Regions from separate parts of the Homo sapiens genome. Here regions 1 and 3 are each linked to region 2. Evidence: chromatin loops called from intact Hi-C (ENCODE). Cell type or tissue: heart right ventricle. All regions are shown on one strand.

Region 1 (8,000 bases), 130 kb before region 2:
TAATCTGGTACAGGATTTTGCCACTAACTGACATCAGACTTATGAATCTGTAACTTGCATGTTTCTAAAGGATGAAATCAGGCTGGGGATCAATATCTCTTTCTGAAAATATTTGAAGGATATGACAGTGTTTGAGAATCACTTTTGTGCTAAGGGAATTGAGAGGGAGAAAGTATTGCCTAAGACAAAGGTTGAAGATAAATAGGGCAAGATAAATGGAAGAAGGAGTCAGTGCAGTGCCCTGGAGAAATGGAGTGATATTTAAGAGGTTTGCATTCAATTCACAGAGAGGAATAATCCAGGTCACCCAGGGTAAAGTCCTTAGAAATCAAAGACAATGTCTTGATTCTGACATCTGGTAAACGGCTCTCTCATAGCTTGAGATAAAAGCCAGACTTACTTGGGGAAACTTGGAAACCTTTTTTAAATAAAACAAAGGAAATTATTTTCTATGACATCACACCAACTCTGCCAACTCCCAGTTTGCAAATGCTTGTCACAATGTTTACAATTAAAAATTCAAATACACAAAGTCCTTGGTTCCACTGCAGTTTAGGAAGGCTGCCAAGAATCTGGGATAATTCCTTCAAGGGAAAAGAAAAAAACCAAACAAACATCAAATTGATGACAAAGAATTACAGCTCAACCCATATAATAGACAATAGAGGGTTAAAGAAATTTCATTAAATGGGTCAGCCCAGGGCCTATCTGATATCAAGGAACTAATTGCCTTTTTTCTCATAATTGTAAAAGTTTATTCCCAAGTTTTGTTTTAGTTGACTTCCTTAGTGCCTACATTAACTTTTCAATCTTAAAATCAAAATACAGACTTAATACTACTTTCATCAAGGTTAAAAGCAATGCCCAACCAAGGATGAGACATGGCCAAGAGAAAAACTACTTTTGATTATCTTCTGGTTAAATCTTATCTAAAAAAAATTTTTTTTAGGCAATGCTTGAGTAAAGTATCTCATGAACAGAAAACTGAATTCTCTGTTCAATTTTTGCTAAAGAAGCAGGAGGTAGAAACTAGAAATCCTAAAATTGCCAAATTTAAAACAGTCTTACTGATTAAATTTCTTCTCAACTTAATATTAAGAACAATTTATTATTATGCCAACAGCAGCTAGCCCTGAAAATAAATATGTTTTCTTTAGGGAAGGCAGCTAAGGCAACTAAAACAATATGCCAATTGTTTCAGGTTAGAAATATCATTGAAATATTATCTATTTCAACATAACAATCTTTTTTTAACCAGCATTATCTATGAAACAGCAACCCAATGTCAGGACTAATTATAGAGATGGATATTTTATTCTATAAATGGGTGTTGTTCCCTATATTGTGTTATATGCCCCGAACAGACAACCAGGCACAAAAGCAAATAATTTTGAAAAATGAGCAAAGGAATAGGTTATATTGCAATGAAATTAACTATATGCTAAATGAATCTGACATTTAATGATGATCATTGTTGTGGTACATAGCAATTATACCTAATTGCCAATTTACATATTTGTTGTAACTAATATTTTAACAATTTTTTTTCCTCTTTACTTCTCGGCATCTACTGTCAATGCTGCTTGACAGTTTTCCTCACTCCATGATAAATTTTAATTCTTATTACTTTATTTCTCTCATACAAGTTAAAACAAGATTCTTTGCTGACACCTCAGAGTTAGGCCCAGGGCTCCTGTCTGTGCCCTGCCAGTGACTAACCCACCCTGGACCAAGACAGTAGTCCTTCAAGTGCCATTTTAACTGCTGTCCCTCCCTTCAGAACCATGGAAGTCCTGATGTCTGAGGCACCAAGAGAATGAAAATGTAGGTTATAGGTCTGCATAGGAGGAGCTGGGGATCTGACAAGTACATGCTGGAAGTAGAATACAGTGAAGTGCTGAGGGGAGCAGGTCAACCTAGGCTGGACAAAAAGGTGGAGAGATAAGTCTGTGAGCTTGCACTCTGATACCTTCAGAGAAAACACAAAGCTGCTTGCTTTTGGCTTTTTCCTGTTTACTTTCTCCCTGACATTTAACCTTCATACTGCATGGATGACTTACAAAGGAGGGATAGTTCAGCTCCAAGTTATTCCATAGGCATCTTTCTTATCTTATGAATTGCTTCCCACTAGGACTTACACAATGCCTCATATACTGTGGGGACTCAATAAATAATTACCAAATGTACTATTTTTAATCATTTTAAAATAAATGGCTCTGTATTAGATGTATCGTGCTCACTAGAACCAGGTTACTGACTGACTTCACTGATTGAAGGTTACTGAATTGTTGATCCATAAACCCTCCAGGCATCTAGGGCATTGCAGGAAGTGCTTCCGCTCAAGTTTCAGTTCCAGGTTGTTATCCAGCGTTCTAGGTCCAAAACAGGTAGAAATCTATTTTCTGCCACAAATCTACATTTTGTCTTAAATAACTGTGTGAATTTAATCCTAGCTGCTTGATCTGAGGGTAGACAATTACACTACTTCAGTTGTCTCATCTTTAAGAAGAGGGGATTATTCACTTAACTAAATTTTATTAAATGGTTTCCTCCTGGAAAGAATGTAGTAGGCACTTCTATGGAGGAGAAACATGGGAGTCTGGTGCCTGTTATTTTCCTTAGGGGCTGTGATCATCCAAAACAGGTAGTAATCTATCATAGTGTAGACATTTGCAAGGAAGGGTATTTAGAAACATCTCTTAATAAACAATGTTAACAGTCAAAGCAATTCTTCCCCTCCACTTTCTTTTCCTTAAATCTTTGCTGGGTCTTAACAAGGACACTGATAAACCACCTTACATTCCCTAGAGTTAGAAAGCTTTTTTTTATTTCTGATCTAAATCCAGGCTGCTATTGCTTAAATCCATTTTCTCTTATTCTATTCTCTTGGAAGACAGAGAAAAATCATTCATCCTCCTCTATATTATAGTCCTTCATGTATTAAAGATTTCAGCCTTCATTTCTCCAGGTTACATAATGCCAATTCCTTTCATTTTACTCATATATCTTATTTTCCAAGCTTTTAAATTAATTCCATTGCACTCCTCTTGGACTCTATGGATAATGAAATAGTTATGCAGCTCCTTTCAGATACTAATTGGGTAATAAACCTTCAGGGAGGGAAGTATTTTTAAATCTTAAATCAGAATCTCACATGATCTGAGATTTAAAACATTTCTGGAGAGCAGAAGGAGGTTGGAAAATGCACATAAAATTGGCACAGAAAGCATGGGAAGAAATGGGAAAGTACCATTTGGATATTATTGTTTTATAAAAAGGAAAGCTGAAGCATGTGTTACAGCAAATAAGTAAAAGATACATGAGTAAAGTCACAATTAAAATAAGCAGCTGCAATTCCTGGTTCCCTACCAAATTGCTGTCAAGTGATTGTGATATCTGATCATAACAATCTTGACTGAAGCTTAAAAAATAAATCACACTATCACAGTTTAATTGGGCAGTGGAAGTTCACCATTCACTGTGTTAATATTATTTTGCTAGAAAATCTTCCAGTTCTCTTTTTTTCTGTTTCCAACTCAGCTTAATAGAACAGTCCTGCTCCACTGATGTGTTCTCCAGAGGGAATCAAACAAAACCTCTGAGACTGTTAATGTATTAGATCTCATGTGATATCTAAAATCAATTACTATGTATATAAAACATTATTTTCATAAATATCCATCAACCAACACATAGATATATCTATACAATGGAATATTATTTGGCCATGCAAACGAAGTACAGTCAACCCTCTGTATCCACAGGTTTCACATCCATAGATACGACCAACCACAGATCAAAAATATTTAGGGAAAAAATAAAAGAACAATAAAAATAATACACATTCTTAAAATACATTTTAACTACTATTTGCATAGCATTTATATTGTATTAGCTATCATAAGTAATCTAGAGATGATTTAAAGTATACAGGAAGACATAAGTTATATGCAAATATTGTGCCATTGTATATAATGGACTTGAGCACACGTGAATTTTGGTATGTGGGGGTGTGTCCTGTGACCAATCCCCCACAGATACCAAGTGATGACTGTATTAATATGCTACAGCATGGATAAACCTTGCAAACGTGATGCTAAATAAGCTAGATACAAAAAGCCAAATACTATATGATTCCATTTGTATGAAATGTCTGGAATGGGTAAATCCATAGAGACAGAAGCAGATTAGTGTTTGCCAAGGGATTGGAGGAAGAGGGACGAGGATCAACTGCTTAATAGGGACAGGATTTCTATTTGGGGTGATGATGAACTACTGAAACTGCATAGTGGCAATCATTGTACAACAGTTGTGAATGTAATAAAAGCATGGGAATAAATGGGAAAGTACCATTTGGACATTATCGTTTTATAAAAAGGAAAGCGGAAGCATGTGTTACAGCAAATAAGTAAATAAGTAAAAACTGTTAAAACGATAAATTTTATGTCATTTGTATTTTATCACAATAAGGAAAATATTACTTGTATTCTCTGGTACTGTATGTACTAATGCAAAATGAAGCCAAGATAAAATAAGACACCACAGTGGTTGACTCTCTTGCAAGTCGGTAATCAGTTGGTTGAGTATTCACTGACAGCCTACTCAGAGCAATGTACTGGGCTAGGTCCTGAGACACAGCAGCAGAGACAGATATGGCTTCTGCCTTGGAAGAGCAGGCAGTTTAACAGGGCATCCATTCTTCTACTTATTCTGTCCTACCAGTGCTATGTTTGCTCTTAGAGGAAAAATAAGAGGAATAAGTAATGCGTGAGCTTTATCAATCCATCATATATATATGTATATAATATACATGATTATATATCTGTAATGAAAATAACCAAAAACAAGTCAAATAGCTGCTTAAATACATAAGAATTCATCTCAGGATTCTAAAATAAGGATTGGCAAATTTACACTTAAATTAACACTTAACCATAATATTATTAGATGCCTAAAAAAAGAGATCGTTTACCTGCACCTCAATTCACAGAAAGGGATCCTTTCGGTATTATACAGTGTTTAACATAAAGAACAAAACACACGAAATAGTTTGGATTATCCAGATTACTGTTCAGTAAATACTTACTCCTCCTACCCTTCACCACCCCTCTGTGGGCATGGCGTATTTCCCTGTCCCATGGATTTGGGGTTCCGGCACATACTGACTTTAGCCAATGGAACCTTAGAGGATGATAGGCATAGAGGCCTTAAACTTGTTTGCACAGTTAAGTTTGGCTCTTGTGTTCTCGCTCTTTACACAGGAACTGCTGAGTAGACGTACTGGTCCAAGAACAGTGAAAGACATGTAAAGCAGATGTAACCCCAAACAACAGCTGAAGAAGAGTTGCCCAACTCCGCCAGCCTAGATCAAACTGCAGTCAAATGTACACCCTTGAGCATGGGAATAAATTCATGTTTTTGTAAATCATGAAGTTTTGGAGGTTATAGAGCATTATTTTGGTAATAGCTTATTATTAATACAGCCCATACACTGAAATAAACCCCAGAATTATTTCACAATGTATGATTTTTAAAACACACTTAGAAAGCTAACCATCAATAAATTAATTTTCCCAACTCAGTTATAGATTTAGTATTAAAAATGATTAACTATATAAAATAAAAATTTAAACTAAGTAGCCTAACTTGTATCTATTAGCAGTATAACTGGTAAAATCTGCAAGGATGTATTACTTGGAAGTTAAGAAATATAAAAACTATTTGCTGAATACATGCTAATATAATCAGGTTCCAATAAACATCTTGATGAAAGCAAATTAATCACTAATCTGACATTTTCTTTTGGCAAATTAGCAAGATTAGGTTTCACATTAAATGAAAATGTGTGTGTAAGGACTTAACAACTGAAAGAATATAATTCAATTAAATATCCTCCCAGTATTCTTCCATTTCAGACATTTCTATGCCTAATTTTCATGTTTTCAGATCTCAGGCAGGGCTTGTAAAGCAGTGTCATCTTTCTTGTGAGATTTTCTTTACAGAATAGCCAAGACGTTTGTAGGGAAAGCATTTGGCACATTCAGAAACCTTATGATGTTATTCTTTTAACCTGTGTCCCTCCATTGGTCTAGCTGGAAAATTAAAAACACTACACTTGGTTCTCACAGTGAATATTAAGAAGGTGTTTATTTTTTTTCAAGTGAGCCTCTTAAAGAAACATAACTCAGTTTTAATTTTTTATTGAGATCCAGGATCTTTTCCTAACAAAATGCTGGTTTATTAGATAAACAGTGTTTACAAACTATAACAGAGCTTCTAATGGAAGTAAATTTTACTCCCATTGGATGCTCTCTGCCACTAATAAAAAAAATATTTCAAAATAATACACAAAGAAGAAAATGAAACAATGTTCATTAAGAAACACAGTCCACAAAAAGAAATTTAATCTTTATGAGAGTTAGGAGTAATGCTTGACAATAGATGAATAATACAGGTGACCAAATAGACATAGTATTCTATTTTCTTGAGATGGCTGATAGTTAAAAATGACAGTGAAAAAACAAAATATATCCCTAAACAACAACAAAAGGAGATGTGGCAATCAAGAGAAACCCCAGAGGCAGGTCTCCAAAGTAAAGCCACTACATGTGTCTTTTGGCTAACTTAAGGTAGAGCTATGAAAACCATTTCTTGTGTGTTCATGCATTGTAAGGCAGTAGATCTTGTGATCAGGAAGAAAACTTAGAGAAAGCAAAGAAAGACAGTATTTGTGGAAGGCTATAAATTTTCCTGTCATAAAAATTGATAGATATAATATGTTCCTATGTTAATTCAGAATTGCAGTGGAACTCCTAAATAAATCAAAAAACTAGAAAATTTTTAATCTCTAATAACCATAAGACCAAGTAAATTTCAAGTCTAAATTATTTTAAAGTTTAAATGACTCCCAAGACACCTTAAAAGTTTTCCATCTTTGTGGTAGGCAAAATTCTAAGACAGCCCCCCAAGATTTCTGGCATCTTGTATACATACATCTTCTCCCAGTTATTCAATCAAATACTAGTGCCTCTGTGAACGAATTTTGTACTTGTATCATAATTACAGACCCAAATCGGTTGACCTTAAGTTAGCACTCAACTATAAGTGAGCCAGGCTTAATAACATAAGCCCTTTAAAAGCAGAGAATTTTCTCCCTGTGGTTTCAGGAGAGGAAGTTAAGAGAGTTTCAAGGTGCAAGTGAGATTTAATGAGGGGAAAATTCCCCATTGCAGACTATACATTTGCTATTGAACTGTAAGCAATTATGACAAATTTGGTGGTTTAAAACAATGTAAATGTATTCTGTCACAGATCTGGAGGTCAGAAATCCACAATTAGTCTTAAGGGGCTAAAATTCAGGTGTCAGCAGGGTTGGTTCCTTCTGGAAGCAGCAGGGGACAATCTGTTCCTTGATCTTCCAGCTCCAGAAGCTTCAGCACTCCATGGCTCTTAGCTGTATTGCAGCAATCTCTGCTTTCATTGTCGTATTGCCTTCTCCCATAAAAGGACCCTTGCGGCTACATCAGCCTCATCCAGATAATCCAGGATAATCTCCCATGTCAAAAATCTTAATTATCACACCTGCAAAAATCCTCTTTGCCATATAAGTTATCACATTCAGAGGTTGCAGGGATTAGGACATGGAGATCTTTTGAGTGAGGCATTATTCAGCCTACCACACTGGCTTTGAAGATGAAAGAAGTTACATGACATGATGGTGAATTTATGTGTCAACTTGACTGGGCCACCAGGTGTCTAGGTATTTGGTTAAAAATTACCCTGGGTGTGTCTGTAAGGATGTTTCTTGATGACTCCAAAGACACTTTAAAAGTTTGAATCCTTTAAATCAATAGACTGAGTAAAGCAGCCTACAGTCCTCAATGTGGGTGGGCCTGTTCCAATCCATTGGAGGTCTGAATTGAGCAGAAGGCAGAATAAAGTAGAATTCACTCTTTCTGCCTGTTTTCACTCTGGGCCATCAGTCTTCTGCACTCAGACTA
Region 2 (8,000 bases):
GAATGAGATTTTCGGTCAGAAGATTAAGGCCCAAATCCTGTCTCTGCTGCTTTCTAGCTTTATGACCTTGAGTAAGTTTCTTAACTTTTGAAGTGTATGCACATAATACCTTTCATAATAGAATAGTTGTGTTCCCATTGTTTCCATGCCTTTCTATATCCACTCTCCTTGACTTTTCAGTTCCTCTCATTAAGAATAGAGACTATTTCCTCATTCCTTGAAACTGGGCCAAGAAAATGCTTCAGAAGTAGTTGCGTGCCAGTGCCAAGAGTGAGCCATGAGAGGATTCACATGCCTCCACTCACTCATTTGGCACCTGCTTGAAACTAGCTAGGGTTAGCCTGCTGGAGAGGCAATATCCACTCTTGTGTGCCCAGGTGACCAAACTCTACACCTATGAATGAGGCCACCCTAGACTAGTAAGTCCTAGAAATCTGCCAACTTACCGCAGACTCGTTAGCAAGCCCATTTATGATCACCTGAGCCTGGTCCAGACCACAGTTACCCAACCAAGACAAAGACTTGTGAGTTAAACAAATTATTGTTTCAAGCCACTCAGTTTCAGGGCAGTTAGTCATACAGTTATAGCAAACTGATACAGGTACTACATAGGTTGTTGTGAAGATTAAATGAAAAAAATATGTAATGCACTTACTGCAGTGCCTAACATATAGTAGATTCTTAATGGATTGTTGCTACTTTTATTATCATCATACCAAAATGATCTGTTTTTATGTTAATGAAGTAATAGTTCATGACAGTGCTTTTTCTAATATTTCTTTCTGAAGGCTGTATTAGTCAGGATATAAATGACAAATACAAATCAACTTAAATTTTAAAAGGAGTGGTTCATTAGCACTGATGTCAGACAGACTGAGATCCAGACCTCAATATCACCATTTCTCCCCTATCTTCCCTGTCTCTCTTTGTGTTGGCCTCATTCTTACTATTGCAGACAGGCTTTCTCTACAAGAGATAAAGTCAGCCATCCTCAGCTATTCTTCTAGTGCCAGGAACATAGAAGCAACAGCAATTTTCCCTATTGACTCCAATATAGAAAAGTCCCAGACAAGGGCTCCAATTGGCCCAGCTTGAGTCACGTGTTAATACCTGAACCAACCACAGCAGCCAAGGAGGTGGGGCTCTCTGTCCACATCACTTCATGTGCTGACCCTGTATAAACAGGGAGAAAGCAGAGTCTGCACTGAAGACATAGAAAAGAAGGGGGAAATGTGCTCAGTTGCCAAAGACAATACTACCAGAAGCCTGGAATAATAAATTATGCTATGGCCACCCTCCAATTCACCCCTTATTATCACTGGACTGGATCTTTGGACTTGAAGCCTATAGTCCACTAAGGCAGAAAATAAACTGCCTTCAGAAACAGAATTCAGGGCTCTGTGCCTACTTTTCTCCCTATAATCATTCCTTAAAATTATTTTAACCACCCTGATATGGAGCAGCCCTGGGAATATGAGGGAAATCAACCCAATAGATATGTACTTTTAAGGAAAAGCATTTTATTATACTTAACTTCCCATTCTTTTACCAACATACAAATATTCTTATTGCACTCTCATAGAGCTTTTGGTGTTCTAGACACTGAGATTTTATTTTATTTATTTTGAGACAGTGTCTCACCCTGTTGTCCAGACTGGAGTACAGTGGTGCAATCACGGCTCACTGCAACCTTGACCTCCCAGGGCTTAGATGATCCTCCCACCTCAGTTTCCCAAGTAGCTGGGACTACAGGTGTGTGCCACCACACTCAGCTAATTTTTTGTAGAGATGAGTTTTGCCAAGTTGCCCAGGCTGGTCTTGAACTCCTGGGCCCAAGCAATCTGCCAGCCTCAACTTCTTAAACTGATGGGATTACAAGTATGAGCCACCGCGCCTGGTCTTGGTTGGATACAGAGATTTTAGAGGCTTTACTGGCCATGGCTGAATTTACACCTAATCCTCAAAGATGATATCTTTTGTGAGCTGGATCGTAGGATTGTAGAGATAGAAGAAAACCTAGAGGTCATTTATATCTAAATTGGGTGAAAGTAGCAATGACATCCCAGGTGATAGACATTGGGGCCATGGGTGTTGCAATTGTTGCTACTGCTGTTATAGTTGAATGTGTGACATAAATGTCACATGTATGAATATGTAATCTTGTGCCCATGCCCCACTTGAGGTTATAGCACCTAGAATTGAAAAGAGGGTAGTCCAGCCTGCAGGAGAAGAGGGAGGGGATCCCCTCACTCCTTTGCCATGCCACACTTTTTAATCAATGAAACCTAAGTTAACATTAACTTTGTTTAAAAAAAGTAAGTTAATTCTGGCTGTGCGTGGTGGTGACTCATGCTTGTAATCCCGGCACTTTGGGAGGCCGAGGTGGGCGTATCACTTGAGGTCAGGAGTTTGAGACCAGCCTGGCCAACATGGCGAAACCCTGTCCCTACTAAAAATACAAAAATTAGCCAGGCGTGGTGGCACAAACCTGTAATCCCAGCTACTTGGGAGGCTGAGGTGGGAGAATCACTTGAACCTGGGAGGTGGAGGTTGCAGTGAGCCAAGATCACATTGCTGCACTCCAGCCTGGGCAACAGAGTGAGGTTATATAAAGTGTGGTTCATCTTAATTTGATAACGGAGATTTTATGTAAAATCTCTTCTGCACCACCATTTTAGAGATCTTACTTGAAGTGCTGACTTGTCAATGACAGAGATACTGAAGAAACTGCTAAATGAATGCTATTTGAGATGGAGATTTTGTATTTTTATGAATCAAAATAAATAAATAAAAATAAGTTAACTCTGCTGACAGCCATTGTACACAACTGATTTATACTATCTTCACTGCCAACTACATTTCCTGTCTTCTTCAGATTTGTCACAGCTACTTATCCTGTATACATGCTATTGACTTTAGGACACATGTAGTGGCCTTTACATGTAGTCTCTTTAAAACAATTCTTGCTATACTACCAAGTTTAACCAGCCTAAGACTTAGGATCTTGATTTGACCATTTAATTTATTCTATTTAATTTCACATCATCCCAAATTTGATAAACGTGCATACAACATCCTCAACCAAATCACTGTAAAAAGAATTAAAGAAAAAGGCCAAGAACAACCCTAGACACATTCCTCCATTTGATATCAATCTATTAAATAGCTATTGAGACAATTATCAATATACATAATTACACTTACATCCCAGCCCCAATATCACTTCATCCAGAAGTGTATTATGAGAGACCTTCTGAAGTGCCTTGTTCAAACTCAGATTTCCAAGTTCTCTGCCCTTTCTAGGTCTGGAGGTCTGGACACCCTGTTAAAGAAAAAAGTTTGCTGTGACAAGTGTCAAACCCAATCTGGCTTCTCATGAAGTAGGTGCTACTGCCTCTAGGGACTACTCACCCATTCATCTGATAGGGTCTTACAGAATCGAGACCACATTCACTATTGTAGACCAAAGTTTATTGAAATTACTACTCCCCCTTTTTAGAAATGTCAAGCATCGCGATCCTCAAACTTCTGCCTTTCAGCCATTCTTGGGCTCACCATGATTTCTGGGAAGGTTTCATATTCTCAATTTCAAGTTCAGAAATATAACTCACCCATTTGACAGACTTCAGATCTCTAATGGAACAGCTGCAATTCTCTTTCAGTGGCTAAAACCAAATACTAACATTAATACATGAACAGCCCACTCATTAGAAACCCAGGTTTTGTGTTTAGTGCTGTTTGAGTAATTCTGTGTCCCACAGGAGCAGAGGATCTTCCAACGCTGTTTGCGCTCCCCAAAGACTCTTGCACCATCAAGCTAACAGCAAGGTTACTGACGGAAACAGATTTTTCTAAAAATATCCTTGGCAATGTGTGGACATGAAACACATGCCACATATATTTAGTCATAAAAATATAAAAAATTTATTTTTGTCTAGCAACTATTTATTTCCAGATGTGTGACTAAGCACAGCAACCAAATCATACCTGACTTAAAAAAAAATTAAGACCAGTCGAGCTGCCTAACCACAGAAGAAAGGTCTATTAATAATTTAACCCTCGTTGCTACTGGCAAGCTGGCTGCAGACTGAAGCACCAGCTTTATCCTCCTGGTTAGCTTAGAACATAGAGTCTGCAGTACAGGAATCTTACCACTCAAAGATGTTTCATACTTGTCTGAATTGGAATGCATAAGATGTAACCTTAACAGGTCTTTTCTATTAATTAGACGAGACTTTTATTTAAAGAAAAGCCTCACCTTGGAAAAACAAGTATGAAAAATATAAAAACCAGGTTTAAAACACCTGGAAAATGTGGTGATTCTACTCCAATATGACTATTCAGTTGTTCATTTATTCCAATTAAAGTGTAATCCTGTAATGTGTAAAGTGTAATGTGCTGCTCTAAATTAGTGTGGGTTTTGTGCTTGGCTTGTACTGCCACCTGGTGGTTTTCTACATGTAGTAACATCAGACCCAGGAATGTCTTGAATTAGTATTCATTTAGCAGTCTATTCAGTATCTCTGTCATTGACAAGTCAGCACTTCAAGTACGATCTATAAAATGGTGGTGGAGAAGAGATTTTACATAAAATCTGTGTTATCAAATTAAGACAAACCACACCTTATTTAATCACATCATTTTTATGTGAACACATTTAGCATAAAGATTAGCAAATCTGAGCCGGGTGCGGTGACTCACGCCTGTAATCCCAGCACTTTGGGAGGCCGAGGCAGGCGGATCACCTGAGGTCAGGAGTTCGAGACCAGCCTGGCCAACATAGTGAAACCCCTTCTCTACTAAAAGTACAAAAATTAGCCGGGTGTGGTGGCATGTGCCTGTGGTCTCAGCTACTTGGGAGGCTGAGGCAGTAGAATCACGAACCCGGGAGGCAAAGGCTGCAGTAAGCCAAGACTGCACCACTGCACTCCAGCCTGGGCAACAGAACGAGACTCTGTCTCAAGAAAAAAAAAAAAAAGATTAGCAAATCCATAATGAAAATTCCATAAGAGAAAAAAATTTAAGGGTAATTACACCCCCAAAATAAGAAAAAAATGAATGAAAAAGACAAGGCCTTTCCAAATATAGGCCTACCTGGCTTTTGATAAAAACAGGCCTAGCGCGGTGGCTCACGCCTGTAATGCCAGCATTACAGCATTTGAGACCAGCCTGGCCAACGTGGTGAAACCTTGTCTCTACTAAAAATACAAAAATTAGCTGGGCAAAATGGCACATGACTTTAGTCCCAGCTACTTGGGAAGCTGAGGCAGGAGAATTGCATGAACCCAGGAGGTGGAGGCTGCAGTGAGCTGAGATGGTGCCACTGCACTCCAGCCTGGGTGACAGAGTGAAAAAACAAAAATAAATTAAAAAATAAACGCAAACACCAGAAAATTGGGAGTTAAATAGTATTACTATAATATAATAGTATTACTATATAATATAATAATATAATAGTATTACTATATAATATAATAATATAATAGTATTACTATATAATATAATAATATAATAGTATTACTATATAATATAATAATATAGTTTAGTAGTATTACTATACAAAAGTAGTTTCCATAGGTTTCTTTGATATGTTTTAGAATTCATGTTTCTCTTTTGTGAAATGTCTCTTTTTGACTTTGGCTCTGATGATTTCCCAGTGTTCATATGGATAAATGTGAATATTTTAAAATTAGGGTTATATTTCTTTTAATTACATTTATTATAAGAATTTTACCAATTGATACATGGAATTTTCTTTAATTATTACTTTAGTGACAGAACAGTTTTAGATTTTCCCAAATCAAGACTACCAATTATTTTCTTATTCCATTTTTTTATTTATTTTTTAAATACATTTTATTCTGAAAGGTAATATTTGTTTTGAAAGGTAACACTTTCTCATGGTTCAAAAGGGAAGAAAAGTCTCTGTTACTTCATCATTCATTGTAACCAGTTTCTTGCCACCTCTGAGAAACAGCCATTGATTTTTATGTTTAGTAAGTTTTTTTTACAATAAAATATTTTCACTTAGCCTTTCTATCGTGATTTTTTCCATTTAATTTTTAAACTACATAGACATTATTTTGCTTTTTAATATCAAGTAAATCTCTTTTTTGTTTTTTCCAAATGGCAAATCACTGTTGCCAGCAATGTGTGTTGGATAAGTCCTCCCTCCTCTGCTGATTTGGGATATTTACTTTAAGACTAAGGTCCAGCATACACTAAGAACTGTTTCTGAGTTATATCTTCCATTTCATTGACAGGGAATGCCTGTGCAATTACCATGCTAATTTAATTATCTTGTAAAATTCAGAATATTTCATATCTAGTATTTTAAAAGGAGTTAATACTCCTTCACTACTATTTTTCTAAATTGTTCTGGGTGAATTTGTGCAGCAGCAATAGAAAAAGAATTGTTCTGGCTATTCTCATCATCTTATTATTTTAAACGAACTACTGAATATAATTTTGTCAGGTTCCCAAAGAATTAGATCAAGTTACTTTAAGAAAGAGACTCTGGCCAGGCACAGTGGCTTATGCCTGTAATCCCAGCACTTTGGGATGCTGAGACAGGAGGATCATTTGAGGTCAGGACTTGAGCCTGACCACATGATGAAACACTGTCTCTACTAAAAATACAAAAATATTAGCCAGGCGTGGTGGCACGTGCCTGTATTCCCAGCTACTTGGGAGGCTGAGGCAGGAGAATCGCGTGAACCTGGGAGGCAGAGGTTACAGTGAGCTGAGATCGCGCCACTGCACTCCAGCCTGGGCAACAGACCGAGACTCCATTTCAAAAAGAAAAAGAGAGACTTTGTGAGCACTCTAAATTATGAATTATTTTGGAAAGAATTGTTACGTTTATACATAGCTTGTTAGTTGAAAAAGCAGGATTAGTGATAAGCCCTTCTAATGTTCTTAAACTGGATAGTTTTTCAAGGAACAAATTGAAAAAACCTCAAAAGGTGCTTTGTGCCTGCAATATGGCAGTAGAGCTACGCAGAGAAATCCTATAATTCAGAACAAATAAAAATACTGGATAAAATATTTTAAAATATTGTTCTAAATGCGTGTCTGAGTTGGCTGAAAAATATGGGACGTCCTGAGAGGCCACAAATAAAAAATAACAGGAATCCAAAGCAAGTTCTGGAGCTGGGATTTGCCTGGGACATTTGCTCACCCCAGTGGCTTATTGCTTAGGCTTCATAGGGCCACTTGGGAGTTAGGAGATAAGACATGAGGCCTGTGCAAAATGTGATAGGATTATGACCCACGCATAACGTCTGTTCCCTGAAAGGTAACATCCTCAGTAAGTGAATGGAAAGGAGGGAGATCACCCTACAGAAGAGAAACAGTAGGGATGATTAGCCTATGTAGTATGAAAAATGATAAAACAGGGAGGAAAGTTTTCCTTGAAAATGACTAACACCAGCCCTCCCTCATGTAGGATGGGGTAAGAATTTACACTTATGTGTAGTCTGAGTGCTCCCAAGTCAGTGATACTCCAAGTACTCAGCAAAAACAAACATAAAGGCTTTCTAGAGGAACAGACTCAAATGGTTATCACAAATTAATTTCCAAACAACATCAGTTCACATTGAAAAAGAAAATGACAAACCCACGAGAAAATGGGCAACAAGTGACAGTCAGCTAAAACAGAGTTAGACCCTGTCAATCAGAGTATCAGAGTATTGAATAGTGTGTTTCATCTATTTCAAGACATAAAAGAGGGTGCATAACAAAAAAGCAAAAGATATCCTAAATTACCTACATCTTTGAAAAAAAACAAAGGGAACTCCTAGAAAAATAATGTATAATAACTGACATTAAAAACTCAGTATTAACAGCTGAAAAGAGAATTAGTGAGTTGGAAGATAAAGCTGAAGAAGACAAACACCAAGTCTCTGATTCAGGAATCCCAGTTAATCATAGCTAGGTTAAATAAAAAGAAACTCACATCTACTCATATTGTAATAAAATTCAGATCATCCAAGAAAAAG
Region 3 (8,000 bases), 290 kb before region 2:
CAAATGAAGAGACATTTATGAAGTACCTATTATGAGCAAAGCATGCTATTGAGGTTGTATTTAAAGCCGGGAGTCCTGGGTTTTAGTTCCATCCCATCAATGACCTTGGGACCTTAGGAAAGCCCTTTCCATTTTTTGTGGGGGAGGGGGTGTGTATGTATTTTACTAGCAAATTGGGAGGTAAGTCTTCCTTAGGGTAATATGTTCTGTGACTCAATACAGTGTCATTGTTTTTGGAGTGTACAAGCAGGACATTAAACCATTACAAGTGGACACTGGAACATGGACTCTGGAGCCAGATCACTAAGGTTCAAATCTTGGCTCTGCCACTTTAGTCCTGTGTGACCTTGAGAAAATCACTAAACCTCTCTGTGCCTAGATCCCTTAAAGTAGATAGAGTGAGAGAAGCTTCCTCAAAGGGTTGTTGGGAGGACTGAAAGAGCTTATTGAAGAACTTCATACAAAGGGACATGCATGAGAGAACTGCTTGGGGTGGTGGAAGCACTCTATATATCCTGGTTGTGGTGATGGTGGTGGTGGTCATACTACTTTATACTCTTGTTAGAACTCAGAACTGTATACTTAAAAAGAGTTAATTTACCATAAGAAACCTGATTTTAAAAATAAATGTATGATTCCAACTATATAACATTCTAGGAAAGGCAAAACTATATAGACAGTAGAAAAATCAATGATTTCCAGGGGTTAGGAGGTAGGGAAGCAGGGATGAATAGGTGGAGCACAGGGAAATTTTAGGGCAGTGAAACTATTCTTTATCGTACTGCAGTGGTGGACACATTGTCATTATACATTTGTCAAAACCCATAGAATGTACAATGTTGAGTGAACCCTAATGTAAACTATAATCGTTAATAATAATGTATAAATATTGGCTCACCAGTTGTTAACAAATATACCACATCAATGCAAGATGTTAATAATAAGGGGAGCTTTGGGAGGGGGGAGGGTTGTATATAAGAACCCTCTATGCTTTTCATTTAATTTTTTCATAAATCTAAAACTGTTCTGAAAAGTCAACTCAATTACAAAAAATTACAACTACCAAAAAAAGTTTTAAATAGAAGCACTCAGTAAGTTTGTTACTATTATTACTATTCCTTCCTATAAAAACAACCAAAGTGTCTCTTTTTCTTTCTTCTTTTTTTTTTCTTAAAACCATGCTGAGATACCTAGGCTTGGGCTGGATCTCAGGGAGATAAGTGAAAGAAAAGGCAACAGAGGGTGGTTCCTCCCCATACAAACTTCTTAAATACTTATTTTTAAGGTTAATATAAGCTTATAAGTGTGTCCCTCTCTGAGCATCTGAGGTCTGAACTGCACATGGAAGCTGCTCTTTTCTCCTGAGCTGCTCTTGCGCACCATGATTCAGCCACAGATGCTCTTTCTCGTTTCATGATGTGTCTGCCGGAACTGAAGACATGCAACAGCCAATTAAATATCACATTTTCAGTGCCCTTGGGAAAACCATACAGGAAACAGACTGTGTTTATATCTCACACCTCTGGGGAGGCTGCACAAGCTGAAAGCAATGTAGGATTTTTCCTTCTCTTTATTCTCAAAGAAGAATTAAAAACAAAAATCCAAGCCACCCAGCCACCCAAAACAAACAAGAAAAATGTAGTTTCAAATATAGAAACACTCTCCTTCATGATGAATTTGCATGTGGGAGAATTGTCATAAAGTCTGTGAAAAATCTGGCCACAAGCTTTTTAATTTGAGGGGCTCAGCAGTTCTTCATGCTGAGAGTTATTAGAGCACATATCCCAAGTCCACCCAGCCCGGGGCCAACCTTTCCTTGGCTCTGTCAGGGAGCACTTTGTAGGGTTTCACCTGCTGATGGAGCCCTAGTTGACAAGCTCATAGTGAGGGTGTGAGCACTCCCAGGGTGCCAGAAGTCTGGCAGCCCAGGTTCACTGAGATGAGTAGTCTTTGTGAAGCTGTAGACAGGCTACATAATCTCCCCGAGCTTCACTGTTTACATTGGTGAAACATGTGGGTTAGACTAGAAAATCTCTAGGGTGCCTTCCAGCCCCACCATCCTGTGATTCCAAATTCCAATTCAGTGGTTTTCCAGAGCTGAAATCCTTTGTGAAAAATAGTTCTAATCAATTAATTCATGTATATGTCTGTTTCTCAATTTCTATTTTTTCATTGCGTAAGTGAAACATGAAAATGAATAATAAAACATGAAAAAAACTTGACAGATAAGGCCAGAGCCCCTCTGATTACCAGCTCTGTTACCTTCCCTTCTGCCCTTTCCCAGAAATAACCACTGCTATTACTCTGCATGTATTCTTCCAGATCTTTACACACCCATATAGATCCAGAGAAAATAGGCAATATTGTTTTCAGTTTTTACGTAAATAATATTAGTTGTTTTATTTTTAATAGCTATGTACTATTCCATAGTATGAATAAATTCTTGTTTATTCATCTACCTCCCTACCAATGTTTATTCAGGTCACTGATTTTTTTTTATTAATATGATACAATCAATGCCTCATGGTGAATGAGTGGGTACATTTTTCTAAAGTAGACACCAGTAAGTGGAACTCCTGAATTAATTACTTCAATTTAATAGGTATTAAATTGTTCCAGAAAGTGTCTATGCCAAATTGTACACCTATAAGGAATACATTTTCAAAGGGTCAGGTAGACTAATGGTTAAAAACATAGGATCTGGAAACAGACTGCCTACCAACGCTTATTGGTTTGGGACTTTGATCAAGATATTTTCCCTGTGCCTGTGTTTCCACATATATAAAATAGAAATAAAATGCTTATACATGATAATTTGTTCTAGGGATTATTAGCACAGTTGTCGGCACAGGTAATTAATCAATGTTAGCTCTAATCACTATTTTTACTAGCTTTGGTTTGAGGAGCTTCAAGCTTTTTAACCAAATAGGTCTATAATCCCACCTCCCAAATCACTCAATGAGTCAACATTTTTCCAGACCCAGAGGTTAAATGCCTGCTGGGCTCATTTAACTCACACTTCTTTATCTTTCTGTGAAGTGAAGCCAGCAGGGCCCTGACTGACAGGCCACCAGAGCCTGTTTGTACAACAATCTTTGCTAATGTAAATAGCTAAATGCAAACTGCAACATCTAAGAACCTTCAGGGGATTTGAGGATGTTCTTGGAAGGGGCTGATTTCATTAATATTTAAGAAGCAAAAGACCTCCAACACAGACCATCCTGATCCCACATGCAAAGCCACCCCTAGGGGTTGCAGGACCAGGACAAATCACACAGGGCCAACCTCCCCAATAATACTTTCATGCAGGCGAAATCAGGTGAAAATGCACACCAAATGTAGCTTGGAGGGGGAAAAAAAAGATGAAAGAAAACTGTTTGCAGCTGAAAGGAAGTTTGTGAAGAATGAAGGTCCTGTTTTGTCTACTTTTCTTTGATGTTACTAGAGAACACCTGAGCATGGACAGACCCTGGGTGGGCCAGCTTTGGTTAACTTGCTGGGCACCAGCTGGAGAGGCCTCTCTCCATTTTGTTCCTCCCTCTTTTGCTAGTTGTATACTAGTACACCTGCCACTGAGGCAAGGGGAAGCATGGTGGGGGATCTGGGAGGTTTCCAGCGAGGATGCTGTCTGCTCACAGAGAAGCTCATCCCAAAGGGTTACCAAATCTAGCTGCTTTCAAAGGGATCGTAAACATATGAACTAGATTTTATTTTAGTAAAACTTTACAGAATAATTACTGATGCCTAGAAAGGTTAATGGACTTGCTTAAGGTCATACAGATAGTGTCAGAGCCTCTAAAGGACCCAATGTGTGTTTCACAGCCTAATGCCCTTTCCACACATGACACTCACTTTTTAATATACACAATAAGCGACCTAAACAAAAAACTCATATTCTTATATTAAAGCTCCTAAGACATAAATTTATTCTCAGACATATGGCTTGGACTTTGGTGTTCTGTATAAAGTACTGTGTTCGAAGCAGTATGATGGGAGATTAAGAGGAAAGGTTGAGAGTGTCACCAAATCTCCATCTGAATTCCAGAGCCCATGTTAGTAACTAATCTGCACACTGCCTTTACTAGAAGGAATGCATTCTATCCTTAGCTCAACTACCTGACCACCTGGGACAGTGCCTACTGGTACCCTAAATAATCACCAAGTTGATTGTATTGGGGCATTCAAATTTGCCTATTTTATGATACGAAGATTTTTTTTTTTTAACTTGAAAAAAACCGACTGGTTTGATGACTTGCTTCAGAGACATTGAAAGAACATTTAAACTTAAATCCTTGCCCTCTTTTCAGCTTCCTTTTGACAAAAAGTAAAGTTGTATTGATTGGTTGGCGGCTGGTTGAGTAGTCATGCTTTCAACATGCAGTTGTCGTCTACTCTGTGCTAGATTGTTTTTATAAGTTTGATGCCAGCCCCAGTATGTCTTGATTTTAAGTTGCTTTTGTTTCTGTATGTTTCAGTTTAGCCTTTTTGTAATTTTACCTCAGATTTTTATGTTTATAGAAACATGCTAAATATTGCTGCATAATGACAAAACACAGCTGTAATAGGAAATTTCCCCAGAATCCAAAGTGCTTGTGCTTGATTTACAAATGGAAGCTAGCCTGCAGGTTTCCCTGGAAAGCAGGGCTGGGAGTGCCGAGAGGAAGCGTGGGAGTCTTGTCCTAGTGTTTGTCACCCCACAGTGTGGGCCATAGCAGCACTATGTCCAGAAGTTTATCTGAGCAGGAAGTAGGTCAGGCCTTGGGGCCATGTGGTGCTGTGTAGTACGGGCTTTACTGTGAGCACAAGGTGTGCTTGTTATAGACAGGAGAGCAGAATCCAAAAGCCAATGATAGTTCTTCAGCCCACATGATGGTTGTCCTACCTCTGAACTACTGGCCTTAAAATAACTTAAGTGTCACATAACTTATCACGTAGTGAAAAAATGAAGCATTTTCCATAAATACTCCTGAAATCAAACTCTAGTAGTCTTAAGCTTCCTGAGGGTGTGGATCATATGGTAGTCTCACCCTACTGTCAGCTGTGTATCGGGGTGATGGGTGTAGAGTAGGTGATCAATAAAATATCCAACTGATCACTAAATTGTCTTCTTTGGGACACAGAAATTCCTTGAATTCTTTTCACCACTCTCTGGAATAGAAGCTCCACAAGTAGATGGCTTTTTGTTGGTTTTGTTCACTGCTAGATCCCTAGCTTCTAGAAAAGTGATTACAACACAGTAAGAACTTAATAAATATTTGTTAAATGAGAAAATAAATGGATGCATATGCTGTTTTCTGTTTTCCTCAGGATGGCAGCAGAGAGAAAATGAGTAGCTGTCTACCTTCCTATAGCACATAAAAGCAATAGGAAGTGACAATAGCCACTGTCCCAAGTGGGAGTCTCTTTCAATACCAAGCCTGGAATCAACTCCAAAGGAGATTAAAAAAAAAAAAAGACCCATTCAGTCCTCTGCTATTTGAGTCTACTTTATAACTAACATGCTCACTTTCAGACTGCAATACCTAAAAATGAGAAAATGACAGGGAGCAATGGTTCTCTGAGTTTCCTACAACCAGCATCATCAACGTTGCCGGGAACTTGATAGAAATGCTCATTTTTATGTATTACACCAGACCTACTGAGTCTGAAACTCTGGAGGTAGAGCCAGTAGTTGGTGTTTTAACCAGCCTCCCAGGTGATTCTGATGCACACTCGTTTAAGAAACACTACTTAGAGGTCTGGGGTGCATGTTTCTACACTCCCCTCCCTCCCCTGCAGTAAGGTTTCTTTCTATTTTATTTCCTTTTACTTTTCTCTCCCTACATGATCTGGTTTTTCCACAACCCGGGTCTCTCCCACCAAGTCCAGAGCACCCACATTAACTGGTCTAGTCTCATCCTATATGTCTTGGTAGCATCTGTGTTCAGCTTTTGACTGAAAGGAGTAGGGTAGCTCTCATGAAGAAATCTAGACAAAAATATTTAGCAAACATAAGAATTTAGCCTGTAATCCCAGCACTTGGGGAGTCTGAACAGGAGCATCGCTTCAGCCCAGGAATTCAAAGTTGCTGTGAGCCATGAGAACACCACTGCACTCCTGCCTAGGCAAGAGATTGAGACCCTGACTCAAAAGAATTTGGGAGCTAGTAGGGGCTTTCTCGATCATAAGGTCTGATTCATTCACTTTAATATACAAGGAAAATGAGTCTAAGACTAAATATCTTACCCCAAATCAAAGACTGTTAAAAGGCTAGAACTTGATCTGGCCATTTTTAAACAAGATTCCTCTACCATTATGCTAAAATGCTCCAAACAACCTTACGAGCATCAACCACCAACAAGAATACATAAAACATTTCTATGGTTTAGTAATTATCACAAAAACCTTCAAATTCATTCCCATTTACCACCAAGAAGGCAAAGGGAAAGGTAATATATGAATAACCAGCCAAAGAACCAGTCATAAAAAATAAATGAGCCAAGAAAGTTCTTTTCCCTTCTACTCCACAGCACTGCACAGGGGTAGATCCTGCTGCCCATGTGCCTCTGGTATCCTCTACCATCAGCTGACTTACATAATGTGAATTGTTGAGACTGAAGAAGATGGTTAAAGAGGTCATTCCCAGTACTTCAAATTATAGCTTACACAGCTAGCTCCTTGTCTCTCACCCATTGAAAAGCCTTTATCTAGGAAGGAGTCATTCTGAACAAAGATTGTTGTCTTTGGCTGCTAGACACTCAGAAAGGGAGTTCACAGTATGAAGTAGTTATTAGTTGTAGCTAGCCAAAAAAATCTCAGGCACAATTTAAATGGTGCAACAAAATATCCATCCAAAGAAAGGGAAATGATAAAAAGTTTAGAAAGGCAAATTGCTTTAAGAATGCAAAAAATTTTGCCAAGGAAAAAAGTCAATATTTGAATCAGAGATGAGAGTGTGCCAGGGCAGCTCTGTCCCATAAGATCTCCTCTGGCTATTTAGTGCAAATTAGGAAACCAAGGCTGGAAGCTTGTTAGAGGCCATGAGGGATGAAGGTTGAGAGACAGGTCTTAAAATGGCAATGCTAATGGGATCTGGAGTCAGGCACAACCTTGTACCCCGCTGGCTCACCCCTCTTCTACCCTACCGTACCTGTAGGTATTTATTTTTCTAAAAACTGAAAGAGGTCAAGCCCGGCCATGCTGAAAACAGAATGGTTCCAGGAATCTTGCTGAGAAGTCCAAAAATATCTACCATCCCACAGGCAACTTTATCTGTCCAGTCTTTTTAAATCAGGTCATCCTCCTAACAGTGCCATGGCAATTCTGTTTCTTGGGGGGCAGTAAACATAAACCTAAATTAATTCAGGATCAAAGCACAGGTCATGTCATATATTTTATTAGCATTCTTACTCTCCATCAATTTGATTTTAGAGGCTCACCCAAATTTCTTTCAGACTTCAGGTCTGTGGGCTAATTTTCAGGGCAGGCAAGTACTCTGGAGCCTTCCTTATGATTCTCTTATTACATGCAAGTTGCATAATCACGTTGTGAGTGAAAAATGTTGTAATGAAATCCTTCTAGGACTTCCAGGAATAAACTTTCTTGGATGGGGTCCAAAATGAAATCACCTTATACTGAACTCAGGGATTATAGCAACAGTTGCAAGGCACCAGTGTGAGTATGTGTACTTGGGGAATAGGAAACACTTCTTTTGAGTTCTCTGTCTCCACAAATGATACCACTGTCTCCCTCAGACTACACTGAAGACCTTAGTGCCCCCTTTGATTGCCTCTTCCCGTTTACCTAGAGCCAACATTTCAGCAAGATCTGTCATGTGTTTCTTTGAACTATTTCTTCCATTTATGCCTTTTTCTTCATTGTATTGCACTTTAATCCTAGATATCATCAGTTAGTGATGAGACCCAGGGTCTCATTCTTTCTCACTATTCATTCCATTTGCACTTTATCCATTCTAGCAATTTATACTTTAATCTTGAGTCCAGTCAGTTAGTGCTTAGGTT

What was found. A loop is a pair of places that touch in the nucleus more often than their neighbours do. Peaks named below come from ENCODE experiments on the same cell type or tissue, not always from the same donor. Only the 100,000 strongest peaks of a DNase experiment are listed, where the experiment ranks them.
Region 1: it touches region 2 in a loop (2.6-fold over the local background); 9 of 110 quality-filtered maps call a loop at or near these places.
Region 3: it touches region 2 in a loop (2.9-fold over the local background); 12 of 110 quality-filtered maps call a loop at or near these places.

Annotation. Positions count from the first base shown.
Region 1 is chr5:112,011,879-112,019,878 of GRCh38, forward strand. It overlaps NREP-AS1 (NREP antisense RNA 1), which reads left to right. Exons shown (of 4, transcript NR_046678.1): 4 at 5,262-5,428. Among named protein-coding and RNA genes, the nearest start is that of NREP-AS1, 100 kb to the left of the region's middle. In heart right ventricle, no CTCF peak of the experiment used is centred here; no DNase peak of the experiment used is centred here; H3K27ac peaks cover 2,076 bases.
Region 2 is chr5:112,142,677-112,150,676 of GRCh38, forward strand. It overlaps a transcript of EPB41L4A not described here. Among named protein-coding and RNA genes, the nearest start is that of EPB41L4A-AS1, 14 kb to the right of the region's middle. In heart right ventricle, a CTCF peak has its summit at 4,444 (motif pointing left); DNase peaks (open chromatin) are centred at 298 and 4,435; H3K27ac peaks cover 2,395 bases.
Region 3 is chr5:111,852,523-111,860,522 of GRCh38, forward strand. It overlaps a transcript of NREP not described here. Among named protein-coding and RNA genes, the nearest start is that of NREP-AS1, 56 kb to the right of the region's middle. In heart right ventricle, no CTCF peak of the experiment used is centred here; a DNase peak (open chromatin) is centred at 4,737; H3K27ac peaks cover 2,486 bases.